3 separate regions of the Homo sapiens genome follow, and all the other regions are linked to region 3. The links are chromatin loops, found by intact Hi-C in ENCODE. Cell type or tissue: ascending aorta. All regions are shown on one strand.

Region 1 (8,000 bases), 220 kb before region 3:
GGGTTCCCAACAAGCACCCCAGGTGACTCTGATACAGCAGCATGTGAAATGAAATTTGGAAGCCACTTAGATAAATAATCTAAAAATGGTTCAACTCAAGTTTCATGTTATCCAGAGTCTGGCCTGCCCCCAAAGAGAGGTAAATTATAATAATCCTTTCTATTTCTTTCCAAGAAAGAAAAAGTCTTGGTTCTGCAACCTTGTTGTCTTGGCAACATTTCTTGTTGAAGTCTGTATTTCATCACTCAAATCCTTGCACCACAAGAAAATACAAGGCACCTTTAGAATTCTGCGGCAGGGAGAACATTGTAATCCCCCCGGGGACAGGCTGCGACACTATGTTAATGGGCTGTGTGGAACAGTGCTCAACCTGGAAAGGACACCTGTTCCCTGAAAGGGGGCCTGTCACTGCCCCCAGGCATCTGGAGACAAGGTCAGCAGGGTGAAAACACACCCTGCTGGGGTTGAGGGGATAATGGTTCACATCTTTTGTGGCCTGACCCTGGGCATATCACCTGACGATCTTGAGCCTAGTTTTCCATCTGTAAACTGTTGGCTACAATGTTCAGATGCATTTTAATTAATTCTGAAACTATATAGTAACTGTCACTTATGGAAGACCTACTGATATGGTTTGGATATTTGTCCCCTCCAAATCTCGTGTTGAAAAGTGACTCCCAGTGTTGGAGGTGGGAGGTGTTTGGATCACGGAGGTGGCTCCCTCATGCATGGCTTAGCACCATCCTCTTGGTGATAAGTGAGTTCTTGCTCATTTAGTTCACCCAGTGTCTGATTGTTTTAAAAAGGCTGGGCCCTCCTCCTTGCTCTCTTGTTCCTGCTCTCACTATGTGATGTGCCTGCTCCTGCTTCACCTTCTACCATGATTATAAGCTTCCTGGGGTCCTCAGCAGAAGCCAAGCTGATGGTGGTGCCATGTTTGTACAGCTTGCAGAAACATGAGCCAAATAAACCTTTTTTCTTTATAAATCATCCAGCCTCAGGTATTTCTTTACAGAAATGCAAAAACAACCTAACACACCTACGAGAAGCAAAGTGTGGAAGTGTTCTCTCTAATATACGTGTGTGTGCACATGGTAGAAGGACCACTACTTATACCTATGAGTAAAAGCTTCTGAGTCCTCCATGAAGCTGAGCAGATGCTGGTACCATGCTTGTACAGCCTGCAGAACTGTGAGCCAAACAAACCTCTTTCTTTATAAATAACTCAGCCCCAGGTATTCCTTTACAGCAATGCAAAATGAACTAATACAATGCTCATACATGTAAGTATGCATACATGCGTGTGTATACACATATGAATGTGTGTGTGTGTTTTTCTCATCCTTACAATAGCCTCAAGGTTGTTGTTATTCCCATTTTTCTGGTATAGAAAGTGAGGCTCCAAGAAGGTAGGTATCTTCAGGCAGGTCTCAGTTCAAGGGGAGCTATTTGCCAGTATCTGTCCATGCATGTACTCTTTGACTCAGCTATTCTACTTGTAAGTAATCAGCAGTGCTCTAGTTTTCTATTGCTTCTGTAACAGATTGCCACAAATTTCGTGTTTAAAAAACCACAAAGTTATTATCTCACATTTCTATGGCTCAGAAAGCCAAATGGCTCAGCTGGTTTCTCTGCTTTGGATCCCACAAGGCTAAAGTCAAGGTGTTGGCTGACCAGGGCTCTTATCTAGAGGCCCTGTGAGGAATCCAGTTGCAGACTCATTCAGGTTATTGATAAAACTTGGTTCCAAGCAATCATAGCACTGAGGTCCCTGATCCCTTGCTGCTGCCAGCCAGGACTGTTTCTCAGTATCTGGAGGCTTCCCACACTCCCTGGCTCAAGGATCCTTCTTTTTCAAAGCCAGCCATGGTGAGTTGTCTTTCTCATGATTCAAATCTCTCTGGCATTCCCTCATCCCTCCTGCCTCCAGCTGGAGAAAGCTCTGTGCTTTGAAGGGCTGTCTTAGTCTGTCTGGGCTGATATAACAAAATACCTGAGACTTGGTAAAATAATTTGTAAACAACAGAAATTTATTGCTCACAGTTCTGGAGGCTGGGCAGTCCAAGGTCTTCCTTACCAGCAGATTCAGTGACTGGCCAGGGCCTGTTCCTCAGAAATGGTATCTTCTGTGTGTCCTCACGTGGTGGGAGGGGCAACCAAGTTCCCTCAGGCCTTTTTTTTTTTTTTTTTGAGACAGAGTCTCGCTCTGTCACCCAGGCTGGAGTGCAGTGGCCTGATCTCGGCTCACTGCAACCTCCACCTCCTGGGTTCAAGCGATTCTCCTGCCTCAGCCAGCTGGGACTACAGGCACATGCCACCAAGCCCAGCTAATTTTTTGTATTTTTACTAGAGAGGGGGTTTCACCATGTTGGTCAGAATGGTCTTGATCTCCTGACCTGGTGATCCACCCGCCTCGGCCTCTCAGTGCTGGGATTACAGGCATGAGCCACTGCGCCCAGCCGTCTCAGGCCTCTTTTACGAGGGCACTAACCCCAAGAGTGCTCTACCCTCATGACATCATCATATCCCAAAGGCTCCGCCTCTTAATACCATCACCTTGGGGAGTAGGTTTCAACATACGATTTAGGGGCCATGCGTATATTTAGACCATAACAAAGGCTCATGTTATGAGGCTGTTCATCCAGATAATCCTGGGTAACCTTGGTTTCTTAAGGTCTATAACCTTGATTCCATCTACATAATCCTTTTTGTCATATAACATAACATACTCAAAAGTTCCAGGGATTAGAACGTGAATATCTTTGGGGCAGTCATTTTGTACAAACTGCACTTAATGCAAAATGATATATCTACAAGAATAGTCATTGCTGTATTCATTGTAATAGTAAAATAATGAAAATAACCTAAATATGCATCAGGAAGTGAGTTTATACATTATGGTTTATATGACGGAATATACTATGCAGTTGTTAAAAAGAATGTGGCAGCTCTATATGAGTTTATATAAAAGGATCATGTTATTGGCTGGATGTGGTGGCTCACGTCTGTAATCCCAGCACTTTGGGAGGCCAAGGCAGGTGGATCACTTGAGGTCAGGAGTTCAAGACCAGCCTGGCCGACATGGCAAAACCCCATCTCTACTAAAAAAACACACACACACACGCACAAAAACTAGCCGGGCATGGTTGTGTGGGTGCCTGTAATCCAGCTACTTGGGAGGCTGAGGCGGGAGAATTGCATGAACTTGGAAGGCGCAGGTTGCAGTAAGCCAAGATTGCAACACTGCACTCCAGCCCAGGTGATGGAGTGAGACTCTGTTTCAAAAAAATAAATTATGTCATTGTATTTGGTGCAAAAAGGAAGAGTATAAATGCTACAATTTGTATTTGTGTCTATTTATATGCATCAATGCCATGCAACATTTTTGGAAAAGATGCACAAAAGACTATTGACCCCAGTAGCCTCCCAGGAGGGCAGATGGGAGACAGAGCTATCAAGCTAGAGGACAGAGCTATCAGGGCAAGGTACTGACGCTGGAGCCAGGCTGCCTCGCTCAGCTCCGCACTGTAGTGTGAGTTTGGGAAGGTGATCTCTTTGTGCATTAAACTCTTAATCTGTTAGTTTCACAATGTCTTTGTGCCTCAGTGTCCTCATCTGCAAATGGGAATGTTAATACCACTACTTGTTGTAAGGTTAAAAAAAAATTCATGCATATATGCAAAGGTTTAGTGTACAGCCTGACACAGAGTAAATGCCATAAAAGTATTTGCTATCATGATCTGTCCAAGAACACATAAGTGAATTATGGAGGGCTGAGGGGAGGTGGTGCCACATTGCTATGACCAGCGACTATCATGCAGAACTTTTGAGCCCTCCCTACTGTGAGGGTCCAGAGAGAAGGGGCAGTTACTCGCCCGAGTCACTCTGAGAAGTAGAGGTTAGGCCTTGGAAGCCAGGCCAGGCTGAGCAGGGTCTCCTGGCTTTAGATCTAGTGGTTCCTTTTTGAGACAGAGTTTCACTCTCTCACCTAGGCTGGAGGACAATGGTGCAATCATAGCTTACTGCAGCCCTGAACTCCTGGGCTCAAGTGATCCTCCTGCCTCAGCCTCCCAAAACGCTGGGATTAAAGGACCGAGCCACTGTGCCCAGCCGGGTCTAGTGGCTCTTCCATGGCCCCATCAGTGGCAAGAGTGGTCACCAGGGAAGCAGCACATCTCTGCCCTGTTGCTTGCTCACCAATAAGGTGAGAAATAAAGGCTTTAATAGGTGCGATAACAATTTTTAGGAGATGCCACCTCAACCCAGGGTCTGTTTTCTGTTCCTTCCCTATGTACTCCCCTTAAATCTCCAGACCCCATGATACGTGAGCTAGAGCTATTTGAATTGGGCCTTTAACCTCAGTTCATCTCTTGTTTTGCAGCTGTGAAATAGGAGAATTAATATTACCCAGTTTCCCTGAAAGAGGCCTGAGTCACTTTGGTTATGCACCATTTTCCAACGCTCTGAGAAGCAGCCTCAAAGAACTACAAGAACCTTTTTAGAAGCAGTTGCAACTGACTGCCAAGGAAAGTTCTGGGCCATAATTCTTTAACGAAAACATTCAGACCTTTCCATGATTAATCAAAAGGGAAATAAGGAAAAGGGAAATCATGAATTCGTACTAAATCGCTACACTTGGAGCAGACGCTGCCTCTTGGCAATTCTTTCTCAGCACTTGTTCTGCCAAAGGGAGAAAAGGAAATAATGCACTGAGAATTTCTTCCCCTCTCTTCTGTCTCCTGATCTCTTATTTTTTTTCTTCTAAAGGTCAAATGTATTTGCTGAGCTGCCTCGACAAATACCTGCCCTCCACTCAGAGGCTGAAATGTCATTGCTGAAAATGAGGAAATGGAGTGACAGTGGAAGAGCCGTGGAGTGCGGGCTCCTAGTGACCGGCCCCTGCTGGGACACCCACCCCATGCAGACTTTACTACAGCCTTCGCAGAAGCTAACACTGTAATCAAGGCTGCAGGATTTCTGCTCCCTTGCTTTCCCTCTCTTTTGACTACATATTTTATTTCAGCCCCGTGGTGAATTATTTATTCGGAGGGGAGGTGGGAGAAAGTGAGGAGAACTCAGCCCTTTGGGAATAATAAGAATATAAGAAGACACAGCGGCCTTTCTCAGCCGGGAAACAGGAAGCACAGGTCTCCTTTTTAAATCTAACTAAGGAACTGGTAGAGTCGGCGGATGCTTGTTGAGTGTGGCTTTTGTGATGCTTCCAGTATGTAGCAGCAATGTTCCCAGATGTAGCCAAGGCCCAAACCTGGGGGAACCGCATGCCAGTCAGAGGGGAGGCTCAACCTCCCTCACTGGACGGGAATGCCTCCTTTGTGAAACCCACTTGGTAGGGCTAAGGAAAGGCTTGGACTTTGCTGATGTGGTCACTTCTCAGCTCCCAAACAGAGTGGGATGTAGCATCTGAGTAAAGGCTTACCCTGGCTTCAGAGGAGCTAGATAGAGATTCAACCCAGGGCCAGGCTTGTTTCTAATTAAAGTGGGCTTACCTGTCCCCAGCACCTGCACAGGTAATGAGACTCACCCAACATGCCCACCACTGCTATATCAGGTACCTCTGTAATGCTCCATCAGAATAGTCTACAAGAGTTCACAGGTTGGGCATGGTGGCTCACACCTGTAATCCCAGCGCTTTGGGAGGCCAAAGTGGGACGATAGCTTGAGGCCAGAAGTTCAAGACCAACCTGAGGAACATAGCAAGACCCTGTCTCCATAAAAACTTAAAACTTAACTGGCATTATGGCATACACCTATAATCTCAGCTATTTGGGAAGCTGAGGTGGAAAGGATCGCTTGAGCCCAGAAGTTCAAAGTTAAAATGGGCTATGATTGCGTCGCTACACTCCAGCCAGAGCAACAGAGTGAGAATGTCAAAAAACAAAAAAAAAGAGTAACACAACTTCCAGAAACTCATATGCCTTAGGAGCCATGAGAGAAACTGCTTCCATTTGACACATGAGCAATGTCCAGTGCTACTTTGGGTCCCATTGCCAATGTTTGCCTAACATTAGTAAATCATTCCTGTTTACACCGGGGTTTTGCAGTTATTTTCTCTGGAAGTTCTGTGTTGTGGATTAGCTGGAAGGCAGCGGAGGATTGAGTCTGGGGAGCTCCTTATGAGACGCAAATAGCTGAAAGAGTGGGCAGACAGCCACAAAGCCCTCCTGCTCCTCCAGGGCTCGTTGGCCAAAGAAAAGTCATGTTCTGGCTACAAGTGACATCCAGAGAGCAATTTTACTTTTATTTCTACATTTTTACAATGTTCATTTTTTATTGACTAGGGAGATACAGTTTATGATTAAACAATATTGACTTGCCATAGAGTCATTCTGGTTGCATTCATTTTGGCATTGGATTACCTGGGATCAAATTCCCGCTCAGACATTTGCTAACTCTGCCATCTTCAGCACTTAATGTACATGAGCTCTCTAAACGTCCTAGCAACCCTGCAAGGCAGGCACAATGAGTATCCCCATTGCACAGACTGGACAACTAAAGCTTAGAATAAGTAAATGCATGAGCAGGCATTTGATCCTAGGCAGTCTGGTTCCAAAATGAACATAACCAGAATGGGTACTGAAATAGTTATGATTCTAAACACTCCCTGTGTCAGCCAGCTCCAGCTGCCATAACAAAGTGCCACAGATTGGGTGGCTTAAACAACAGACATTTATTTTTTCACAGTTCCAGAGGCTGGAAGTCTGAGATCAAGGTGTTGGCAGGGTTGGTTTCTCCTGAGGTCTCTCTCCTTGGCTCGCAGATGGCTGTCTTCTCCCTGTGTCCTCACGTGGTCTTCCCTCTGAATGTGTGAGCATCCCTGGGGGCTCTTTGTGTGTCCCCATCTTCTTACAAGGACACCAGACATACTGGACTAGGGCCCACTCCAATGATCTCATTTTAACTTGGTTACCTTTTTAAAGATCTTGTCTCCAAATATGGTCACATTCTGAGGTGCTGTATGTTGGGGCTTCAACACGTGAATTTTGGAGGGACATGATTCAGCCCCTCACACCCCCATTTCTCAGATGAGGAAACTGAGGCACGGAGCAGTTAGAGCATGCAGAACGTCAAAGGTAGAGCCAGCATTTAGACCTTGGGCAGACCAGTCCGAGGGTCCTGCTGCCAACTTCTACACCACAGTTTCCCAGGCTCGAGTGCAGGGGTCAGACCATTGCTTTACATCTTGAGACCATGATGCTGGCTGTTAGGAAACGAAGGTGCTGGGATTCAGGAGAGCTGGTAGAGTGCTAGCATCAGCGCCCTATGTCCAAGGCAAGAAAATAAAGGTAAATTGGAGATTGAGTGTCTGATCTCAGGTCTTGCAATACATCTGCAGAGAGAAGAGAAGTTTCTAGAAGGCAAGCCCTCTGGCTCTGATCCCTCCAAGGGAGCCTCTGCACTCTGGCCCTAAAACCTGGTCCCATTAAGTGCTCAGGCCTGGAGTCAGACAGAATGGGCTTCTATGTGCCTTGGGTAAACCACTTAACAATTTGAACCTCTGTTTCCTCAGTGAGAAACATACACAAGGCTGATGGTGAGTTTTCTGAGACGAGACATGTTTCCAGCACTCCCCACAACACCTGGCACATAGCAGGCTGTCCGTAACTGCAATCATGATTGGGGTCCCACCTCCCAGGCCCCCCTGCAGGTGCAGCAGGAGGAGCAAGGACACAGGTCATGCCCAGTCTGTGAGGAGGTGGCACCAGGCTGCAGCCATGAGTCTTAAGCTGAGCTACAATCTCCCCAGGAACAAGGAGATTGGAGCTCGATTCTACTCCTCCAGGTTGCAGGCAGAGCCAAATACACTGAGAGGCTTAACATTCCAGATTAATTCTTCCCTCCAGTGGTTTGCAAAAGCTGTGAGTTTGAAAAGAAACAAACTCAAACTTTGAGAGTAAGAGTAGGGAAGTGGGAGATGGTACTGTTTCAGACAAGGGTGGGGTTGGTGGACATTTCGCAACAAAGCCCCAGTGGCACAGGCT
Region 2 (8,000 bases), 110 kb before region 3:
GATGCATGACTGGATATACACATACACATATGTGTATGCCTGTATAGATGCGTGTATTCTACATACTCCTAAATGTGTCATATGGCAAGGGTGCCTCATTGTAATTCTGGCTTTTTCCATAAATGTTAAACAAGCATCTTCTCCCACCGCCAGTCCTTTTCTTCCTTCAAGGGGACAGGGCCTCTGGAGCTTATGCCCAGCTCCTGTCGGATGCCCCCGTGTTCTGGTCACTCGTGTGCCCGTCTCTTCACACTCAGTTTTCCCACCCCTGAGCACCTCAGGTGCCAAGGTGTGTTTGTTGAACTGAAATTCTTAAGCCTGCTGAGTACATTCTCAGTTTGTCAAGACAGATAAACAAATACCTTTTTTAGATGATTTAAAAGATTCTTGACACAGTCCCAGTGGTGTTTTAACAACTTTTCAGGTCCTGATCAGCCAAACTCTGGGCCAAAAGTAAATGTTTAATAAACAACATAAGAGTGATGGAGGAAAAATGTATCTTAAGTGGAACTGTGTGTTCTGTAAATCTATGACAGATTACTGTTCCTGCTTTTGTTGTGTATAATTATTCTTGTTCCTCCTGAGAATTGCCCTCTCTTTCATCATGAAACGTATAAGATGGCCTCCTCCTCTGGTAATTTGGAGCAATTGGCCTGGGAGAGGATTGATGTGTAGTAAGGACAGTCCGTAGGAGAGATTTAGTGGGGGCAGTTTCCTTATCTTCTATTCTGTCCCTTTGCCAGACAGAAGCACAAAAAGTAGTTGGACTGAAAATGCTGCTTCCTAAAATTAGCTCTCCTCTTTGTTTTCCGAATGGTTTTACTGGTTGATGCGGGCACAATTTGCCCTTCTTGGGGAGCCTTCTGCATTGTGTAAAGTGCAAAGACACATCTATCAGAGAAGCTAATTTTAGGTGCTAGTAAGTTTTAAGGGCATGCAAAGCTCAAAACTTTGCCTGTTCTCTTGGAAGAAGATTTTTCCCTCCTGAAAAACAAGCTTCCTTTCAAAGTCAGAAAAGGGGAGCTTAGACGAAGCCCCAGGAGGGCAGGTATGTCTTGTTCACTGCAGTCTCCAGTGCCTTGCGAGGGCCCGGCATGCTGAGCGCTCAGTAACCCTTGGCCTAATGTACAGTTTTTCATTCTGTGAATCAGGAATAGAGCAACATAAGGGGAGCTTCTGCTTGAGACAGCAATGGCAGCATCAAAATAAACGTGGCAATTTTGGTCTTCAAGAGTGAAGTTGTGTCTCTGAAATTGTAAGCCCAAATGGATCATTTCCTTTTTTAGGTTTTAGAATTCCAGGTTTATTTTCTGGAAGAGCTTGCAGCAGATGGGCTTCTGTAGGGGAACGTTTATACCTTGGGGGTTCCGTTTCGAGAGTCCTTGATTTATTATTGTTTACAAATGGTGGTTGGAAATTGTTCATTGATTTGACATAAAGCTGCCCAGGCTTATTGTAAAAACACCTCTGCATCCAATTAGAATGACAGACACTTAGTGTGATGACTCAGGACAGTTGATGGCCTTAAAAAAAAAGCGAACAGATTAAATCACTCTCTGTTTTTTCATAGCCATTGATGGAAACAGATTCTGTGGGGTAAATAACAGAGTCTTGGGTGGTGGAAAGGTTGAAGATGTCCAGTAGTTGTGGCAGGGCAAGGATGGAGGACTTTTTCTTTGCAGGGGCAGTGGAGAGGCGGGGCCATGGGTGAAGACTGGAGAATACTCAGAAGGTAGCATGGACGAGAGTGTTGTTTGATGACTCTGCATGTGACCAGTAGTGACATTTTACTCACTGAGGCTCATATTGAGGTTAAGCCCGAGGTCCATTGGCCTTGCTGAGATCGTGTTTAGAACACAGCACTGTGCAGTAAGAGACTCCTATAACTCTATCAAATTTGCATTTGGAGGAATTGTAAAGAGCCTCTGTTACCTCCTAGGTGAGGCAGTCCAGGAAAACAGTTGCTAGAAGGAGCTATCTGCAGAAATAGACAGTTGTGGTCCTTTCATGTTTTAATAATTGTTCCCTGGATTTCAAGGAGTCAGTCCAAAATCCCCGTAATAGATTTTAGTAACGTTCATGGAATCTCAGTTTGCACATCATGAGACCTTTAGTGTGGTGTTTACTGTCTTCACCTTAATATACTTTGTATCCATGAGCAACCTTGCTACAGTCATGCAAAGATGATTATTTTTTATTCAGCAATAATTAGCCACAGTGTTGAGCACCCAGATGCCTTCCTGCAGCAGCCCCCCTTTTCTCCCCAGCCAACATCTGCAACTGTGAACAGATTTCCATCTTCAGCCTTGGTGGTTGGAAAGAAATGTAAGTCACCTTTTTTTCTGGTTGGTTCTGGGGCAGATGCCACCAGGCTGCAGAGGCAGTCTGTGTCTGTGGGGCTCACCAGGGCATGAGTTCTGCTCCCAGGAAAGAGATTCTTGCAGGATTTTGTCTGTGGTTCTAAGGAGACAAGTAGGTGGCACACAAAAACAGAAAATGAAAGAACCCATCCCTCCAAAACCACACACACAAAGCCAAAAGGAAAAAAAAAAAGCACATAATTATCATGTAGGCACTGTTGCAGCTAACCCTGATTTTGGCCTCAATTCTGAAACAAGTTAGCTGGTTTAGACAAACCCCTTATTAGGTAATGGATTGTTATTCATTCCTCCCCTTCTCCTAGTCATTTACTCCGTGAGAGCTGCTCCTACCTGACCTTCCACTGATTTTGGTAGCAGCATCTCCCAGAGCGACTGTTTCCTTCTTCAGCAGTGTTCCTTACTCAGGGTGTAAGATCTTAACCCCACAGAGCCCCGTATCAGGTTTAATTAACTAATTGATTCAGCTTGTGCTTACTGAGTGCGAGGCAGTCATGTGCTTCTGTTTGGTAAATGGCTTCATTTTCCCTCTAACTCCTGAGCGTCCTGAAGCTTCTCTTATGGTTCTCTCCAAAGGAGTCAGCAGGCTGGCTCTGCAAGGGTCAGTAGGTTCTGGGGTGGTGGGGGGCCGAGGGAGGCAGGGAGGTTGGCTCTGTCTTTATTTGGCATAGAGCTCCCCGAACAGGGTCTCTCCTCCTTTCTCCAAAGGTTAATGGAACCACTATCTTAAAAAGCTGAAATCTTATCTTCTGGGGTATTTGGGTAGAGAAGGCTAGGGAATCCCTTTTCCATGGTGGTGCAGTAGGTTCTCAGAACCAGCTGGTGGGCCTCAAAGAGAGGCGGCTGTATTTTAGCCTGATAATCTTGATTCCTGGTTTCCTGGCTCTGTAGCATCAGAAATGGGAAGCTTTAAAAGCCGTGCCTTGTTGGATGCACCGAGTCATAAAATAAATGTGATGTGCTGGGTGGGGGAAATGCGGGAGGAGGGAAACAGGTGGTTGGAGCTGCTTCGTGATGGCCGCCCACCCTGGCTCTCCTTTCTTAATAGGCTTCAGAAATCCTGGAATGCGTAATTCACCAGCTCACAGAGTTCCACCCATGTCCCCAGTGGCTTCAAAATGTAAATGACATTTGCAGTGCTGGGAGGTAGGAGGGCGATCCCGTTCCTTCCCTGGATCTCAGTCGCAGAGGTGCTGGCTCATGTGCCTGAGTGCAGCGGCTGGCCCGTCATTACTGGTCTTTGCAGGAAGCCACTCTGAAGGCACCTGGGCCCTTGCCAGGCTGAGTCACAGCTGACTTAGGGAAATGCCACACAGGACGCTTGCAGTCCCCCCGTTCTAAGCGTAGGTTTTGCAACTGCATACTCGGAAAATGAATCAGAGTGGGGGAAAGTGTCAGAGAAACAGCAGAAATGGAATGTAGGCAGGAGGGCCACAGTGGCGCTGTGGATTCAGACCACACCTTCGGCTCTGTTTGGGGCCCTTCCTGTAAGGAGCGTACTGATGCCAGAGGCTGGGGGTGTGGAAGGGAAGCTGCTGTGCTGTTAGATCCATTCTGCTATTTAGCCAGCCTTCCTTTTCCCAGCTGGCACAGACAGGATGTGTTAGAGAGGTGCTCAGACCTCCTTTCAGAGCAACTGAATCATTCTCCAGGAGGGACAGGGAGTCTGAAATGCAAACAGGTTCCCAGGGTTATTGAAGAGCAGCCAAACTGAACACCCACTGCTCTGTGGACTCAAGCTGGTTTTAGACATTGTTTGGTCAGGACCAGAGCCGAGCTCTGGGGCCCACTGGGGGCTCTTGTCGCACCATATCATTGATTCTACAATGCACATTTCCCCCGCCTCTCATGTTTTAACATGTCTGAAATCAGGATGCATCTTCCATGGATGGTGTTTCAGGGTTTCATTGATCGTGTTTTTCTTCCTGAGTGGCACACAAAATTAATGGTGCTCCCTAGAGTTGATGGTCCCTGCGGTTCAGTGAACCGTGTTGCTCTTGTGTAAGCTCCTGTGGGAACATAGAGTCTCTGTGTCCCACCTTCTTCCTCGCAGTGGTCAGCACGGATGAGGTGGGAGTTGCATAAATGTCAGCATTCGAAAGTGAGGGCGTCTGTCGGTGCTGTCTCACTGTGGGGCTTCAGAGAACGTGAGCACCTGTGTTTGCATTCTCCATCAAGGTTCATGTCCTGTTGGCTCATAAGCATGATTATATCCATTATACAAACTGGGGCACAGGCACCCAGAGAGAAGTCAAAAGACTTGTTCAAGATGGACAACTAGGAAGTGGTGGGGACAGACCAGTCCTGTCTGATGCCAGATCCAGCGCTGTATCTGCCAGTCAGCATGCACACTTTCATCTCTCCAGCCTCTTCCCACTCACCTTTACTCAACATTTCTGGGCCTCCATAGTGATTGTAGTAATTCGGTAAAGATGATTCATTTCTTTAGTCCGGTCTTCGGACTTGACTTCTTAGAAGCAGGTCTTGTGCAATAGTTGCATATTAACCACTTGGTGACACAGTGCATGAGGGTATGCCAACTCTTTTTGCTCATGGCCGTGCAGTGCAGAATTTCCAGGCATTGTCCGCTCTGTTTCCTGGACTTCGGAGTGATAGCAAAGTTTTGTATTCCCTGATCAGCTGTGTATCTCTGAGCAGCAAGTTGATCTCTCTGTATAAGGGTGACTGTGCCCATGGAGGATGGCATGCAATTGCCTAAAGATTTCAGTCTGAGAATCTGAGAAACGATACTGAATGGAGATGACAGGCTTAGTGCCTGCTTCCAGGAGCCATGCCTCCTCCTGGCCTGGAATGAATACCTAAACACCTGAGGCTCTGAGTTCCGGCAGTGTGCTGAAACTGCTGTTGGTCTGGCCCACTGACCCGGAAACCCAGCCACCTGAGGTTGTGACTTTAGGGCTTCTAGTTTTGTATTTAGCTTTAATTCCATCTGTGAGGCAGTGGAGACTGTTCATTTTATTTTACATCAAAGGCTTTTGGAGGTTGAGATGGGAACAGGATGATAGAACAGTAATGCATAATTATGGAGCATTTGCTGTATGGCAGGCATTCGTAAGAGTGCATTTGTTGATATTATTGTTTGGCCTCTCCTGTCATTAGCCCTAAGCAGCTACACTTGCTAAGCTCTGTGCTAAGGCTGCAGTAAGCAGGCAGGCAGTGCGTGCTGGTGAGCTTGGGCAGTGCTGGAGTGTGTCTTGCCCAGTGTGGGGATGAACATACACCCTTTCATGCTCACAGGTGCCTTAGCCTGGATGATAATGTTTAAGTTCATTCTGTTTATATGCACCGTGTCATTAAACAATGCTGTGAAAAGGGCACTATTATTTCCCCCATATTTTCAGTGATAAGGCAGAGGCCCATGGGCTCCTTGTAGCAATGGAGGCATTCCTTGAGGATCCAGGCAATCTGACTCCCGAGTCCCGGGGCTGGACAGAAGGAAGCTGGCTCCGAGAGCTAGACTGCAGTGCAGAGGAATTCCACGCTCCGCAGGTGCTGTCTTCAGAAGTTGCATCTCGTCAGCAGGATGAGTGCTTTTGGAATAGACAATCTTAAATGTCATAGTGAGGTGACTTGCAGAGATAAGGAAGGACGCCAGCCTCAGGCACTGACTGATGAATCCAGATGGTGACTTCCTCCTTGCAGGAGAATCAGCCACTTACACAGACTGGGAGGGATTCTACTGAGGGAAAAAATGAATTCGCAGCCAGGGACAGTGGCTCATGCCTGTAATTCCAGCACTTTAGGAGGCTGAGGAGGCAGGAGGATCACTTGAGCCCAGGAGTTCGAGACCAGCCTGGGCAACAGAGCAAGATCCTGTCTCTACAAAAACAGAACAAACCAACAATTAGCCAAGTGTGGTGGCACACACCTGTAGTCCCACCTACTCGGGAGGCTGAGACGGGAGCATTGCTTAAGCCTAGGAGTTTGAGGCTGCAGTGAGCTATGATTGTGCCACTGTACTCCAACCTGGGTGACAGAGCAAGAATGTTAAAAAAAAAAAATTCTCATTTCTTCTCATGGACTTTGTGTGTGTGTGTGTGTGTGTGTGTGTGTGTGTGGTTGGTTGGTTGGTTTAAGCCATGGATTAAAGAAAGGAGAACTATTTCCTGTGACTAAAAGTGGTTTACATATTGGTGCTTTAGCAGGAATTTTGGAGGGTGGCTTAAGTGAATAATTAAAACAGAAATCTTCCTAGACGATGTTTATCACACTCAAGACATTAAAAATTAGAGTCAAGGGACTGCTAAGACTTGGGGTGCTGGTGGGTGAGGCTGCCTTTCAGGGAGGCCATGCTGTGAGTTGAGAATCCTAGGCCACCTTGCCTGCACTGCCAGCTTTGCAGCTGTGGGCACATCTGGATCCCCATTTCTGTGCGGGTGCAGACAGGTGAATGTTACCTGCGTGCATCATAAAATGCTGTGAAAGGGGTCACAGGTATTGCCCAGGCTTGGGCAGACTCATTCATAGGGCTCACTGGCTTGCATGAGAAGGGATGCTGGGCACGGTAAACACAGAAGGAGAAGGCAGGCTCTGCTGCCAGGAGCTTGCACCCTGAGCCACGTGGAACTGGTTTGCCTGTGAAGCAATAGGCACAGTCCTGAAAGAGCACAGTCCTGAAAGAGCACTTCTAATTGGGCATACAAGCAAGCTCATAATAAAGTTCTCCTAGGAAGTTTTCCTCATGTTTTGAAGATGATACACTTAGTCCCTGACTGGGGATGGTTTCGCTTACACTTTTTCAACTTTACGATGGTGTGAAAGTGATACACGTTCAGTACGTTCCTCAATTAACAATGAAGCTATGTCCCGATAAACCCATCATAAGTTGAAAATATCCTAAGTCCATAATGCACTTCTGATATAATGGTATTTTCAACTTACAGTGGCTTTACCAAGATGTGGCGCATTGTAAGTCGAGGAGCATCCATCCCTGATGGGATATATAAGGATGAGATTTATGCACAGATGTTCCTCAGCTTATGATGGGATCATGTCCCAGTAAAGACACTGTAAGTTGGAAACATCTGAAGTCGAAAATGCATTTGATATACCTAAGCTATCAAGCATCATAGCTTAGCCTCACCTGCCTTCATTGTGCTCAGAGCACTTAAACGTTAGCCTGCAATTGGGCAAGTCATATCCAAACAATGCTGACAGCACCGCACACTGTAGGGTATCAGTTGTTTAACTTCGTGACCGTGTGGCTGACTGAGAGCTGTGAATCACTGACATTGCCCGGCATTGTCAGAGACTATCCGACCGCATATCGCTAGCCCAGGATAAGAGCAGAATTCCAGATTTGAAGTACAGTTTCTACTGAAGGCATATTGCTTTCGCACCATCGTGAAGTCAGAATTGTTAAGTCGAGCCATGGTAAGTTGGAGACCATCTGAATAACAGGATGAGATGTAGAGCAGGATATATATGTTAGAAACAAAGTTTCGCGAACAGTGCAAACGTTTTCTAGATGGACTATCCTACTCTTCTCTATCTCATTAAACACTTTGCTGGCAGCAACTCACTGAGTTGAATTCCCGCTCCACCAGTAGCCTCCCCTGGGCGTTGGAAGGCTCTGCCCTCTGATGGGGGTCTCCCTGGGAG
Region 3 (8,000 bases):
TTCAGCTCTTTGAGAGGCTGAAGCAGGAGGATAGCTTGAGACCAACCTGGGCAATATAGTGAGACCCCATCTTAAAAAACAATTACTCTAGTGTGGTGGTGTGCACCTGTACTCCCAGCCGCTTGGGAGGCTGAAAGGGGAGGGTCACTCGAGCCCAGAAGTTTGTGGTTGCAGTGAGCTATGATCATGCTATTGCACTCTAGCCTGGGCAACAGAGTGAGACTCTATCTCTAAAAATAAAAAATTTTATTTACTCTGCATCACACTCCTGTAAAGTGGGTAGGGATGCTATACTTCTGATGATGTCGTATACCAGTTCCCAGAAGGCTCGGAACTCAGACCCCACTTCCAGAAAGTAGAAGAGTTGCACACAGGAGTCAGGTTCGGCAGGATGTGAGCTCAGTTTGCAGAGCAGAGGTTGTTTTTCTCATTTTTCACATTGTCGGTTGGAACATGTTTGGGGAGAGGCAGGCAGCTAGGATATCCCGGGGCCTCATAAGGCACCACCTTGTATCTAGAGAGCCTTAGTCCCCAGGGATTTTACAGTTACTAAGCCATGAAGTTTTATCACTTGTCTATGAGGCAGACGAGAAAGGTGAGCCACTTGCCTGAGTTCTAACAGGGCTCACTGGTGGAGGAATTGGAGCACTCTGTATCCTGGGCTCAGGGTTCTGTCTAACAGTTGTGGCTCCCTTACTGTCCGCTCTTCAGAGGGTCTTTCATACTCCCGGCTTTTAGGCATGAGTCTTGGCATGAGGCCTGAATGCACCTAAAAAATGGAAGAGATGGGTGTTGGTAACTTGCAGCCAAACAACCTCCTAAGGGAAGCTGGCCACACGTTGATGGGATGCTGAGAAATGGAGAAGAAATGGGGTTGTTTTTCTTTTTCCAGCTTCAGATTCTCGAAGAAAATGTATTGGAAGAGTGCACTCTATTTCTGTTCCCTTGGAACATTGCTGATGCCGTTCAGGAAGTGAGACTGCTTGTGTGTTCAGTCAGTGTGACATCTCTGCCTGTCAGTGTGACATCTCTGCCTGCTGTTGGAAGGGTGCTGGCAGGCTCAGCGAGATATACGAGATGTGGGGAGTGGGAAGTGGCCAGCAATAATGGCTCCTTGCTTAACGGGTCCCCCACCAACTCATCCCAGGTTGTAACTTGCATCTGATATGCACAGTTCACACCAAAGCCATGTCATTATTCATCAGCGTGCTTGTTTATGTTTTGTTTTTATTTTTTGTGTCTTTATAAAACCAACTTCTGGTTTCAACCACAGACCGTTCTTTTTCTTCCCTTGATATGTTTCCTCTTTTTTTTTGGTCTATTTCAGGCCTTCTCTCTGTCTGAATTAAAGAATGCATTGAGACTGGTATAAGTAGACTGTATTGATTTGACTGTAGAGATTTCGTTTGTGTCGATGTTGGCATCTCTGAAGGGCCCGTTTCAAGTCTCCTTTTCAAAGATCATTAGCAAACGTATTCTCAAAGCTTAACCCCTGAGTGGCTGCCCACATGTGTGGCTCAGTTTCCCCATCTGTAACTCTGGGTTATGGTTTGGGCAAAAGCACAATGATGCTAAATGAGTTGTGTGATTTGCTTTCTTTACTCTTTAGTCTTTTCTTTCTGCCATCATCCTGGGAATGCAGTGATGACCATGAGGATCGTCTTTGTTGTCAAGAAACTGTAGTCTTCCCGGAGAGGCAGACAAGGAAACAGGCAATTACGTAGCCTAGTAAGGATAACCTAACCACCTCTAGACCATTTACAACAGAGCTCTGTTCTTTCTATTTTAGACCTGTTTGTGAGTTTCTGTTATTTTCTTAGTAGACTGGCCCTTTTATCATTATGAAATGCACTTCTTGTCAGTGGTAATGCTTCTTGTTTTACAATATCAGTAGAGCTGCACCATCTTTCTTTGGTTTCATGTTTTTGCATGGTATACATTTTCCCATGCTTTCACTTTCAAACTTTTTATGTCCTTATATTTAAAGTGTATCTTCTGTAAGTAGCCTATAGTTGGATTTTGGACTTTCATCTGCTGTGACAATCTTTATCTTTTATATGGTGTATTTAGTTCTTTTACATTTAATGTAAGTACTAGTTTATTGGGGTTTAACACCAACATCTCACTGGTTGTGTTCTCTTAGTTCCACCTGCTTTGTGTTTCTTTTTCCCTTGCATCCTCCTACGTTTTTTCTTCTCTGTTGGTTTGCTAAATTCTTGACTAGTAAGTCCACATGTAGAGCCTAATGTAAATGAATAATTTTATTACTTCTTAGACAATGCACAGACCTTCTAATAATTTACCTTCCACTTACCTTCAGCCCTTTGTGCTCTTGTTGTCATTTAGCTTAATTCTTTCTTTATAAACTCTATAGGATATCTTTTATTGTTTTATGCAGTAAATATCCTTTTGATTTATTCACATATTTATATTCCCATTGCTCCTCATTTCTTATATTTCTATTTTTCTACCTAAGACCATATTCCTTCTGTATTTCATTAGTATTTCTATTAGTCCCAGTATGTTGGCAATGAATTGTATCCTTTTGTTTGTCTGAAAACATCTTAACTTTACTTTTTTTTTTTTTTGAGACGGAGTCTCGCTCATGTTGCCCAGGCTGGAGTGCAGTGGTGTGATCTAAGCTCACTGCAACCTCCGCCTCCCCAGTTCAAGTGATTCTCCTGCCTCAGCTTCCCAAGTAACTGGGATTACAGGCACCCACCACCATACCTGGCCAATTTTGTATTTTTAGTAGAGACTAGGCTTCACCATGTTGGCCAGGCCGGTCTTGAACTCCTGACCTCAAGCCATCTGCCCACCCCAGCCTCCCAAAGTGCTGGGATTACAGGTGTGAGCCACCACGCCCGGCTTACTTTTGTTTTTGAAGAGTCTTTTCACTGACTGTGAAATTCTGGGTTGACAGTGACTGTCAGCACCTTTACGTTGTCTTTCAGTTGTCTTCTGTTTTTTGTTGTTTCTGGCGAAATGTCTACCGTTAGTCTTGTTCTTTTTGAAGACATTTGACTTTTCCTTCCAGCTGCCTTTTCAGATATTTCTTTTTTTCAGCAATTTTGCCATAATATGCCTAGCAGTTGTTTTCCTTGTGCTGAACCTGTTTGGGATTTGTGGAATTTCCTGACTCTTGAGCTTCATGCCTTGTCAGTTTTGCCATGCTGCAGTTCTGTCTCCTCTTCCTCTGAGACCCTAATTTCATCTTTGTTAGATAATTCTGCGTTTCCTCTGTCCCTCATAAGCTCTTTTCTGTACTTTTTATTCTTTTTGATTCCCTGTGTCTCAGTCTGGATATATTTCTGTTGGCCTGCTTCCTGTTCATTGATCCTTTCCTCTGCTCTGTCTAGTCTGCTTTTAAATCCACTGCTGAATTCTTCATTTCAGTGATTGTGTTTTGTTGTGTATGAATAAATACCGAGATATTTCAGGGCTCTCACTGACTTTTTCCTCCAAAGAGGATTTAGTTTTGTTCTCTGGCAGGCAGTTAAAATAGGGCAGGTCACCTTAATCAAGTCTGGAATTGAGCTGGTATAAAGCTGGGTTTCGGTCTTTTGTGAGAGAGCTGGTGAGTTTCCAGTTCTCTTTTGCCACTAGGAAGTAGCCCTGTGGGATTCGACCTGGAAGTCTGGGATATGTATCAGAGCCCAGTTTCCTCAGCAAGCCCTGAAGTCCATTTCTGGCCTCCACAGCTCCACAGCACCTCCAGAAGCTTTCACTTGGCTCTGCACCTACAAGACCATCGCTTCTGCTCGGCTCAGTCGGCCGTTTGGCTCTATGCCGTTTGAGGGGAAGAGGATCAGAGAATGTTGGCCTTCCTCTCTAGGTGCTTCTCCTTTCTGGAAACCTGACCTCACACCTGGCTGCTTTGCTAGCTCTCTAGTGCCTTCAAATAGATTCTTCAGTGTATTTCATCCCGAATTTCTGGTTGCTTTTAGTGAGTAGGTTGGTCTACAGCAAGGAACTTTACTGTCACTGGAAGCAGGAAAAACACCTGAGTGTTTTATTTGGAATTCAAATCCACTCTGAATTTGGCAGTTTATAAATTTTGCCCTGAGCAATAATGTCTATCTCGAAGGAGAGTAAATGGAAATACAGGCTTGAAGTTGGGATGTGTTGCTTTTATTAATAGCTCAACCAGCTGTTAGCTCCCAGACTGAGGTTAAAATAATCTCTGTAAACCCTGGGTTTCTTATCTGTAAAACAATAATCATGCTTGCCTGGCCTGTCTTACAGCATTTTTATTAGGCTCAGATGTACACATAAACTACATACATTAATTACACAAATTCAGGACATTAATATAGTGACTAGTGGCTTGTATATATATCAGCTTTAAGTAAAGAATGAACTGTTATTTTGTTACACTTTGCTCTCAAAATGTGTGTGACATGGCTGGCAGACTTTCAGCTTCCAGTATGTGAATGCCTCTGTCACACTGAGATGGTATTGGATTGTTTTATCATAGAACCAAAAACAGTTGTGGAAATAGCTGTGAAGCAGTGATCCTACCTATTTCAGAAAGAAATTAGACCAGGAAAAATGGAGTCAACAGAGTTTTGCTTGATAAATGAGATCAATCTTCGAGTCCTAACAAACTGTCCTACTTCAACTATCCATTTAAAACCCATCACTTTGCCCCCCGTCGTGGAACCATGAAACTGAAAGAACAACTTTCTTTTTCAGTGGAAGGGTTTTGTATATTTTAGGAAACAGTCAAAATACTGTAAAATTTATTTTAACTTTTTTTGTCATTTAGGCTACGTATTTCACTTGAATATGGTTTCGGAGATTACTTGTGATGTTTCTAATGAACTTAAAAGAAGCAGCATTGTCAGTTTATGGTACATTCATTATTAAGTCAAAACACCGATCTGTTCACTGGTGTAACTGACAATTCACATATACTTTGGAGTTGTCTCACCCCGTTGCCCAAGCTGGAGTACAGAGATGTGATCATAGCTCACCGTAACAAACTCCTGGGCTCAAGCCATCCCCCTGAGTAGCTAAGACTACAGGTGTGCGCCACTGTACTCAGCTGATTTAAAAAATTGTTTAGTAGAGATGGGGTGTTGCTATGTTGCCCACACTGGCCTCAAACCCCTGACCTCAAGTGATCCTCTTGCCTTTACCTCCCAAAGTGCTGGGTTTACAGGCATGAGCCACCATGCCTGGCCTGTACTCTGGAGTTGTTAAATGTTAATGGTAGAACCTATGAGGGCCCATAATCTCCACTGCCATCTGTAAAATTTAAAGTTCAGACTTTTATAGTAACGACTATCTTAACTATATTGAATAAGCCATGATTTTCTTCATCTGACAATAATGTGAGAAAATCCACACCTCTTTGGAAATTCAAGTTATTTAAAAAAGGAAATATCCCAATAGGAATATTGTACTTGGATTTAAAGTTTTATATTCACTGAAGATTTATTTTTATTCTTGGATTTATGCATTTATTTAGCAAAGATTTGAGTGCTAACTACATGACAGGTGTTTTTCTGGTCACTGGGGAAACAGCTGTGAACAAAACATTAAAAAAAAACTCTGCCGTCATAGAGCTCACATTAAGAGGATGGGGGAGAAAACAATAAAATAAATCATTAATTATGTGGTTTTTAAAAAGCATGTTAAATACAGAAGAGAAAAAAAAAGCGGTGGAGGTTAGGAGTGTGAAAGAGTCAAGGGTTTTAGTACTAAACAGGTGATCAGGGAAGATCTCACTGACAGGAAGGTGTTTAGGCAAAGACCTGAGGGAAGGGACGAGGGAGTGTGCGTTTGAATAACTGGGAAGAGAGTTCTCATCAGGGGAGGTGGCAAGGGCAAAGGCCCCAAAGAGGTAGTGTGCCAGGCCTATCTAAAGGACAGCAGGAAGCCAGAGTCGCTAGGCAGGTGGCCATGAGGAAGAGTAGAAAGAGGTGAGGTCTGAGAGGAGTCAAGGCACCAAGCCCTAGGAGCCTGGAGGCGCATGGTAAGGGCATTGGCTTTGTCTCTGTCATAGTCCGTTTTGTGCTGCTATAACAAAATACCTGAGACTGGGTAACTTACAAAGAACAGAAGTTTACTTCTTATAGTATGGAGGTTGGGAAGTCCAAGATCTTTAAGCTGGCAGGGCTCACATTGTCTGGTGAGAATCTGGTTTCTGCTTTCAAGATGGCGCCAAGAACAGTGGATCTTCCAGAGGGGACAAATGCTGTATCCTCACATGGCAGAAGGCAGAAAGGCAAAAAAGGGACAAACTCCCTTCATTAAGCCCTTTTAAAGGGTCTTCATTCCTTTCACAAAGGAAAAGCCCTCATTATCTAATCACCTCTTAAAGGTTCTGTCACCACTACATTGGCTGTTAAGTTGCAACACCTGAATTTTGGAAGAGACTCATTCAAACTGTAGCAGCCATTGAGTGAGATGGAAGCCATTGTAGGTTTGGGAGCAGAGGAACAGCATGACCTGAATTAGGCCTCTAAAGGGTCAGTTTTTTAAAAGGTTGCTGTGATAAGACCAGGTTTACTGGGGGTGGGGTGGGAAATACAAGGCCAGAAGCAGAGAAACCTGTTGCCGTGATCCAGCCAAGATGACAGTGGCTAAGAACAGGGGACTAACAATGGAGGTGGTGAGAGGTGGTTGGATTCTGGATGCCTTTGGAAGGTAGAGATGACAAGATATGCTGAATCGGATGTGGAATGTGAAGAAGAGAGGGCTGAAGGATGCCACTGAGTTTCTTAACCAAGCAACTTGAAGAATGGACTTGTCCTTTGCTGAGCAGGGAGCAGTACAACCTCCTGGTTAAGGTGTGGATGCTGGCACCAGGTCTCCCATGTTGGAATCCCAGTTATCCCTTTAGCAGCTGCACGATCTTGGCGTGTCAGTTAGCTCCTTCGTGATATAAGTTAAGGGTGATGATAATACTCATCTTATGGGCTGCCGTGTGAGGACTAAATGGGTTAACACCTGTAAGTGACTTAGCACAGTGGCTGGCACATAGTCAGTACTAAACGAATACTAGCTGCTATTCAGGAAGCATTGCTGGAAAGATTAGGAGGGAAGTTTTCATCCAAGTGGAACTGTCCAGTAGGTGGATGAAGATATACAAAAATCTGGAATTCAGGAGGCAAGCCTGGGGAGAAGTTACACAGTTGAGATTGTCAATGTTTATGGATGGTTTTAAAATCACTTTGTTATCTATCCCTGAATGTGTATTTTTAAATGTGGAGGTATTTCTGGTTACCAAAATAGGCTTAAAGCAGGAGTCCCCAACCCCTAAGCCGTGGACCAGTGGTGACACATGGCCTGTTAGGAACCAGGCCACGCAGCAGGACGTGAGCAGTGGATGAGCAAACATTACCGCCTGAGCTCCGCCTCCTGTCAGATCAGCATGGGCATTAGATTCTCATAGGAGCACGAACCCTATTGTGAACTGCACATGCAAGGGATCTGGGTTGTGTGCTCCTTATTAGAATCTAATGCCTGATGATCTGAGGTGGAACAGTTTCATCCCAAACCATCTCCCCTCTCCACCATCTGTAGAAAAATTGTCTTCCATGAAACTGTTCCTTGGTGCCAAAAAGGTTGGGGACCGCTGGCTTAAGGGACACTGGGTTTGTTATCTGTTGCCTCTTCTTTATGATGATGATTGAATTTCCTCTGGCATCTTTGCCATGGCCCTTTAAACCAAATCTTTTTTATTCTTGGTAATTCTTTAAGTGCAAAGGCCAAGGTACTTGTTCTTGATATTCACATATAAGTGTCACCTGTTGAAGTTGGAAAATTCCCCGTATGTTGCTCTGGGCTAGAATAAAGCAATGCCCTGGTTGCCTAATTCTGCTTGGCCAACGTGTACTGGCGCGTGGGACCATGAGCTGCCCAAGTGGCCTTGGTGGCTTTCTGTTCTGGCATCCCTCTCAAATTAACCCCTTCCTCTCATTGCCACTCTTGGTCCAGTCCCTTGTCCTCCCTTCTGAGTCACTGGACCTGCCTACTCAGATCTCTCAGTA

Evidence for each region. Hi-C counts contacts between places; a loop is a spot of excess contacts. Peaks named below come from ENCODE experiments on the same cell type or tissue, not always from the same donor. Only the 100,000 strongest peaks of a DNase experiment are listed, where the experiment ranks them.
Region 1: a loop joins it to region 3, with 3 times the contacts of the local background. A loop is called at or near these places in 3 of 110 quality-filtered maps.
Region 2: it touches region 3 in a loop (2.9-fold over the local background); 13 of 110 quality-filtered maps call a loop at or near these places.

What each region holds. Positions count from the first base shown.
Region 1 is chr1:229,994,620-230,002,619 of GRCh38, forward strand. No RefSeq gene overlaps it. Among named protein-coding and RNA genes, the nearest start is that of LINC01736, 4.1 kb to the right of the region's middle. In ascending aorta, no CTCF peak of the experiment used is centred here; a DNase peak (open chromatin) is centred at 4,496; H3K4me3 peaks cover 576 bases; H3K27ac peaks cover 3,260 bases.
Region 2 is chr1:230,101,188-230,109,187 of GRCh38, forward strand. All of the region lies in intron 1 of GALNT2 (polypeptide N-acetylgalactosaminyltransferase 2), which reads left to right. Among named protein-coding and RNA genes, the nearest start is that of GALNT2, 38 kb to the left of the region's middle. RefSeq lists enhancers at 3,240-4,439, 3,811-4,532, 4,499-4,568. In ascending aorta, CTCF peaks have their summits at 3,466 and 3,780; DNase peaks (open chromatin) are centred at 3,654 and 4,814; H3K4me3 peaks cover 1,565 bases; H3K27ac peaks cover 4,495 bases.
Region 3 is chr1:230,211,542-230,219,541 of GRCh38, forward strand. All of the region lies in intron 3 of GALNT2 (polypeptide N-acetylgalactosaminyltransferase 2), which reads left to right. Among named protein-coding and RNA genes, the nearest start is that of GALNT2, 150 kb to the left of the region's middle. In ascending aorta, a CTCF peak has its summit at 3,731; DNase peaks (open chromatin) are centred at 400 and 3,700; H3K4me3 peaks cover 965 bases; H3K27ac peaks cover 8,000 bases.